Regions from separate parts of the Homo sapiens genome. Here region 2 is linked to region 1. The links are chromatin contacts, found by Hi-C or POLR2A ChIA-PET in ENCODE. All regions are on one chromosome and are shown on one strand. The core of a region is the stretch at or near the end of the contact, and the rest is flanking DNA. Distances in the headings are between cores, read along the strand shown.

What was found. Hi-C counts contacts between places; a loop is a spot of excess contacts on that map. ChIA-PET counts read pairs that join two places held with the same protein, here RNA polymerase II (POLR2A). Pooled maps may share reads with other maps.
Region 2: a pooled map shows a loop between it and region 1 (2.5-fold over the local background). The contact joins two enhancer-like sites. A Hi-C loop is called at or near these places in 1 of 50 pooled maps. POLR2A ChIA-PET finds 5 or more read pairs at or near these places in 5 of 52 experiments (Caco-2, GM12878, activated CD4-positive, alpha-beta T cell and 2 more).

What each region holds. Positions count from the first base shown.
Region 1 is chr2:42,958,015-42,961,152 of GRCh38, reverse strand. All of the region lies in intron 2 of LOC112268413 (a long non-coding RNA gene), which reads right to left. Among named protein-coding and RNA genes, the nearest start is that of LINC01819, 80 kb to the left of the region's middle. Within about 2 kb of position 1,597, at least 15 of the 41 ENCODE cell types and tissues checked have a DNase peak (open chromatin) inside an H3K27ac peak, as active enhancers do.
Region 2 is chr2:43,249,909-43,253,046 of GRCh38, reverse strand. All of the region lies in intron 36 of THADA (THADA armadillo repeat containing), which reads left to right. Among named protein-coding and RNA genes, the nearest start is that of LINC01126, 24 kb to the right of the region's middle. Within about 2 kb of position 1,671, at least 8 of the 41 ENCODE cell types and tissues checked have a DNase peak (open chromatin) inside an H3K27ac peak, as active enhancers do.

The DNA.
Region 1 (3,138 bases), core at 348-2,847:
GTGGCACAGTGATATTCGCAGTATTCCGCCTCATCCATGCATAGGGTCTGTTCCTCTACGCAGCCTTCAGCTCCCCTGGGGGCTCATATGCCCCTTCCCAAAGCTATGGGAACACATCTGAGGTCTCAAAATGCATGGCAACAGGAACACAGGATTCACTTTACAGAGATCAGCACTGTTGCAAGGGATGCCTGAAGCCAAAACAGAGGAAAACGAGAGCCAAGAAGCAGAGGGAGCGATGCAGATGTGCACTGGACATCCACAAACCGCAACAGGAATGGGGAGAGGAGAGAAGTGATTGGAAAGCCAGTTTTTGGCATTCGGCTGGCTGCCATTCTCTTCACCTTTGTGGTCCCTCCAGTTTGCCCTCCTCAGCCCTAAGGGGTCCTCCCCTACTCGGAGAGGCCCTCACCATGCTCACTCAGACCCTCTCCTCCTAGGAGCCAGGAGGTGGGACATGGGGAGGGGGACAGTGAGTCCTGAATGGATTTCTGCCCTGGAGGTGAGGGCACCCCTGGTGCCAGGGAGAGGCCCTACCACAGCACAAACTGGGCTGCCCTTCCTGACCCAGGGATGAACCAGCCTGGGCACTCAGGCCACGGCTGTCTCCCTGTGCCAGGCTCAGCGCCCTGGGGATGAGGGCGCAAAGAAAGAGACGGGGCCGACAACACAGGCCCAACAGCAGGCCCTGTGTCTGGGAGCGGCAGTTTCTCCCCAAGTAATTTTCCACAGTTTGGCTTTTCCTCCACACACAGGCTTGCTCACAGAGTTCAGATGGTGGCTGGTCCTCCAGAGGGTTACTCTGGGCCACTCACCTGCTCGGTGACCCCACCTGCATTGATTTCTGCCCTCATCACTCAGCTGTCTCCAGCTTGCTTCTCAAAGCCCTGTGCCCATCTCAGGGATATGGCTTCTCCAGCCCCCAGAGCTCACTTCACCCCATCAGGGCCTGGATCTTGGGTAGTTATGGGAACCCCTAAATGCACCATCCTCTCTGGGCCAGGGCCAACATTTCTGTTTTCTCAGAAGGATCAAAGCCCCTTTCCTAGCCCTGCCAGGAGGAAGCAGTTTTGACTCGTGCAAATATCTGAAGCCCATTTGGGATTTTACTTTGGTGAGAAATAAATACACAGCCATCTGCAAATGATGGAAATATGACTTAAGTAACTTTTTGGTCGAGGCTCCTGGGCCAGAGGCCAGATGGAAATAAGACCTTGTATCTCAGTCCTCCTTGCACACTTTCAGAAAAAAGAAAAGGCTGGGGGAAAAAGTTGGTGGAAACTGAAGTTCAAAATGGAGTGTGCTAAATTTCTTGGCCTGGGAAAGGAAAAATAAACATCAAACAGCTACCCCATTCAAGTGTGCGTTATCTTGCTCATCCTCGCCAAGAACTCACCCTCCTCCCTTCTTTGACCGGGAATTGCTGTGCCCACGAACAGCCCCCACGCCCACCCCTAACCCAGGGCAGGCAAACAATGGGCCAGAAAACCCTGCTCAGCCAAGGCCTCTCCCCCTGCAGCCCCCAGAGGCCATAAGATTGGGAAACACAGGCTATTTTTATGTGTTATTTGTCTACCAACTGTGGCTCCAGGAGCCTGAGCAACAGTATCATCTGTGGGAGGTACCATTGATTTTTTTGTTTTAACTCGCTCAGACAAAGCCACATTTTCGCAACTTTCAGAAAAGCCAAAAAAGCAACACTCTGCAAGGCTGACCTCTTCCCTGGCTTGCCTTTCTGCCCTCCAGGGAGCTCTTTCTGGGTGTGTCTGGGCCCCTGTTGCTCTGTGCTGGCCCACACCAAGCACACAGCCCCAGATCCAGAGGGCCCAAAGGATAGCCAGTGAAACAAGGAAGGGTGAGGGGGGCAGAGAGAGGATCTGAGGAGAAGGGGTAGTGTCTCCAACTGGTGAGGGAGGCACAAACCCTGCCCTGGGGGTGCCAGTGTGATGGAGCAGTGGGGCTAACAGAAGAGTGTGAGAAGTCGCACACAGAGAAAATGGCTGCTTGATAGCCATCCATCTCCCAAGTCCACGGGTTGGGATGCTCTGTGCAGCGGGTACACCCAGAGGCAGATACAGGGCTGAGAGGGTGCAGGCCAGGTGCGACTGCCTAGGCTGGGGCTGAAAGAATCCAGCTGGCAGAGGTGGCTCACACCTGTAATCCCAGCACTATGGGACGCCGAGGCACGAGTCCAGGAGTTTGAGACCAGCCTGGGCAACATAGTGAGACCCCTGCCTCTACAAAAAATTTTAAAAATTAGCTGGGTGTAGTGCTATGCACCTGTGGTCCCAGCTACTTGGGAGGCTGAGGTGAGAGGATCGCTTGAGCCCAGGAGGTCGAGGCTTCAGTGAGCCTGTTTGTGCCACTGCATTCCAGCCTGGGTGACAGAGCAAGACCCTGGGGGCGGGGGTGTGGGGGAAAGAGAGAGGAGACGGGGAGAGAGAGAGAGAAATGCAGATAAAAGAAACATAAAGTGAGAAGGGAGAAAGGAAAAGATGTAGAGAGTGGGCAGAGATGAAAAGACATAAAGGAAGAAGAAGAGGGAGGAAGCTCTTCTCTGTTGACCCCATTCCCAGCCATGATTCCCAGCCATGACCATCAGGACAGATGGAAGAGTGACTGCTCAAGAGGACCAGAATGAGGGACACCCCCCGGAGTGAGCCATTTCCTTTCTCCATCAACACCATGCCCATGTCCTTGGGGGTGAGAAGGTAGAGGTCCTCCAGCAGCAGCCTGGCCGGAGCCACGCAGACTTCCCTATACTCTTCACTTCTCAGTTTTCTGATCTGTAAAACGGAGATAATGGTAGTAATACCTTCCTCACTTGGGTATTGCAAGGATTGACTGACATTGTGTGTGTGTGTGTATGTAAAATACTTGGATGCCTGGCACACCATGAGGGCGGTACAGATGGCAGCTTTAATGCATGTGGTGTGGAGTCAGGCATTCCGCGGGGAGAGGCAGGGTTGTGAACGCTGGAAAGGAGAGCAGAGGGGGCAGGCAGAGGAGTCTGAGAGAAGGAATCCATATGTCCCTAAGCTGGATGGCACCAGTGGCACCCCCAGTGCTGACCGTATCCAGGACCCCTGAAGGACCTGAGGCCATCCCTCCTGCTAGATTTCCCTGGCTCCAGGGCTC
Region 2 (3,138 bases), core at 422-2,921, 290 kb before region 1:
ATGTCCTTGTAGAAGTCAAGATTATCAAGAATGTCAAGTCAAGAAGTCAAGAATGAGTGGTTAGGGAGTAAGATGTAGAGACAGGGAAAAGATTGGAACAGTTTATATAGAGGATCAGTTAGGAGTCACCAGAATAGGAAGAAAAGAATTACCAGAGGACATGGAGATTCCAGCTGAGATTAAACAGCGTGAGTTTATAGACAGCTTCATCAGCAGACTGCCGCTACTCAGCTGGAATTGGTGGCTCAAAGTAGAACAGTAGATTGGGTTTGGGGAGAGGTGGCTAGGGAACATTGTTGAGCCTGGTGGCAGATCAGATTGACAAGAGCACTGGGGACTAGGAAGATCATCACAGGCCTGGGGAATCCTGGATAATGTAGAATAATAGCCTGGGAGAGAGGGCAAGGTCAAGGATGTGGTCAGGAGTAGGGGGCGTGGGTAATTTCAGTGGAAAAGGTAGAAGGTTAAACAGTCGTGTTAGGAATATTAAAGAGGCCATATGATGTGGGAGCCATAGTGTGTAGACTATGTGGCTTAAATCCCAAATCCTAAACTGTGTCTCTCTGTTATACCCCATTATAAAATGGGGCTCATAAAACCTACTTTAAAAGGTCATTATAATTAATATATATGAAGTACATATGATAGTGCCTTGCACATAAGTACCCACTAAACGTTCGCAATGATACTGATGTTCATTTCAAAGTGATGATAAAACTTAGAATTTGAGATCTTGAGTTGAAACAGTTCTAAATAATGACAAGTTCTCAGATGTCATCATGGTTAATTGGGAGTAGAGTAAAATCAGAGATGGGGAGTATTTGAATTGAAGAGGTTGAAAAATGGTGAAAGCAAATACTGGGAGGGACATCTTTATGGATGTGGAAGTCCCAGATGGGGTGGCCATGGCGCAGTCATTGAAGAAGGCCAGGTCTGTAGCCAGCAAGAATGGGGAGATGGTTAGTATGGACTTCAAAAGAGAGATTGTGGGGAATGGCAGGGGGATTATCTAGGAGTGGCAGAAGGAGTTTGCTATTCCGTCCAAGTCAGAGACTCAGGGACAGAAGGAACAGCCCCGAATGGAAAATCAGGAGAATGGTAGCTTCTGCCGGGAGGAGGAAGAAACACGGAAAAGATGACACATATGGAGAATTTGCTCACAATATGACAGATTTTAATTGAGGGGAACTATTTTTTCATAAGAGCTTTTGAGAAAAACTATTCCCTGAACATGGGGACACATCTGAAAAAGGCATGAGGATAGGGGAGGAGGTAGGAGGTTTTGGAGTAGATTTCTGAGAAAGCCAACAGAGGGAGGCCCTGTTTCCTCACCATGATTGTAAGGTGCATGACATGAGACAAGCTGGCTCAGGCCTGTGGGCTGGTGCTAGGCATGCCCCAGCTGGACACAGCTCCCTGTGGCCCTGCCACATCTCCCACTCGGGAGTACACAGTCCCACAGTACCTTAGATTGCTGTATTTCCCAGACCGGTGTTTCGCACGCTGACAGAGACAGGAAGCAGACCAGGTGAGCTGGGATTGGGGGCTTCTGCTTTTAGAGAGCAGAGAGCAACAAATGGGTTTAAAGGAGAGGAAACAGGACACCAGCAGGCTTCAGGGCTGCCTTCTCTTCCAAGAGTGCTGCTCTGTAATGTAATTGTATTTGGACATTTTTTCCACATGATGTCAGGGTATAGCCTCCCTTAAAAGCCTTCATGAAAAAGCACAACTATAAAACAGACTCAGGCAGTGAAATGGAAACCAGACGAGTGGTTCTGTGTAATTTAGGTAAAGAGATTTCTCTTTGCAGCTTTGTGATCTGATCTGATCTCTGCTCTCTGCATAAAACTGTGTTTCACAGGATCCACTTACATTTGAGTCTTACCATGCAGGTGATTTCAGATGTGAAATGTCTTGCTTTATTACCAGAAAGCAAGGGTTCCCTTCTTGGTGGCTGTGCAGACCACCCCTCTCAGGCTGCAACCTTTCCAGTCTTCTTGTCCTTGTGTGAGCCCAGACCCCAGCAAACAGGGAAGGAGGCCTGACCCCTTTTCACTCTTGTTTTAACCCCTCTGTTCACCTTCGTCTGTCCACCCCTCACCTCCCTTCTTAGGGTTAGTCTTTGGAGAATGCATCCTGGGGAGAAATACTCATTGAAGAGGCCCAATCCCTTTAAAGCAAATGGGCCCACTTTCCTGCCCATTCCCTTTGCTTTAACGCCTCAGGGACACAGAATTGAATTACCCATTGTCCTCTGTTCTTGACACACTATCCTGCTCCATCCCCATGAGGGTCCTTTTATTTTATTTTATTTTACTGTATTTTATTTTATTTTATTTTATTTTTATAGAGAAACGATCTCACTATGTTGCCCAGGCTGGTCTCAAACTCCTGGGTTTAAGGATCCTTCGATCTTGGCCTCCCAAAGTTTTGGGATTACGGGTGTGAGCCACCATGCCCAGCCCCTTTCTTTTTTCATGTTTATATATTATTGAGATGAAATAAACATAAAATTAATCATTTTAAAGTATACAGTTCCAGTAGCGTTTAGTACTTTTACAGTCGTGTGCAGTCATTACCACTATCTAGTTCCAGAACGGTTTCATCACTTCCCTAAAAACCCTGTACCCATTAAGTAGTCCCCACTATCCCCTGGCCTCTGGCAACTGCCAGTCTGCTTTCTGTCTCCGTGACTTTTCCTATTAAGTTTTTTCATATAAATGGATTTATATATGACCTTTTGTGCTTGGCTATTTTCATTAGACATAATGTTTACAAGGTTCATCCATGCTGTAGCGTGAATCAGCACTTTTAGTTCTTTTTATGGCTGAGTAATGGTCCATTGTATGGATCTACCACATTTTATTTATCCATTCATCCATTAATGGATGGACATTTGTGTTGTTTCCACCTCTTGGCTACTGTGAATAGTGCTGCATGAACATTCATGTATAAGCTTTTATTTGGGTACTGCTTTCAGTTCTCTTGGGTATGTACCTAGGAGTGGAATTGTGGGTCACATGGTAATTCTTTGACTTATTGAGGAACTGGAGGTCCTTTCTTGATGGACATCCTCCCCAGGTCTGCTCTGACAAGGAATAGCAGGCATGTTCCAACCTATCCCCACCTCCCAAGACA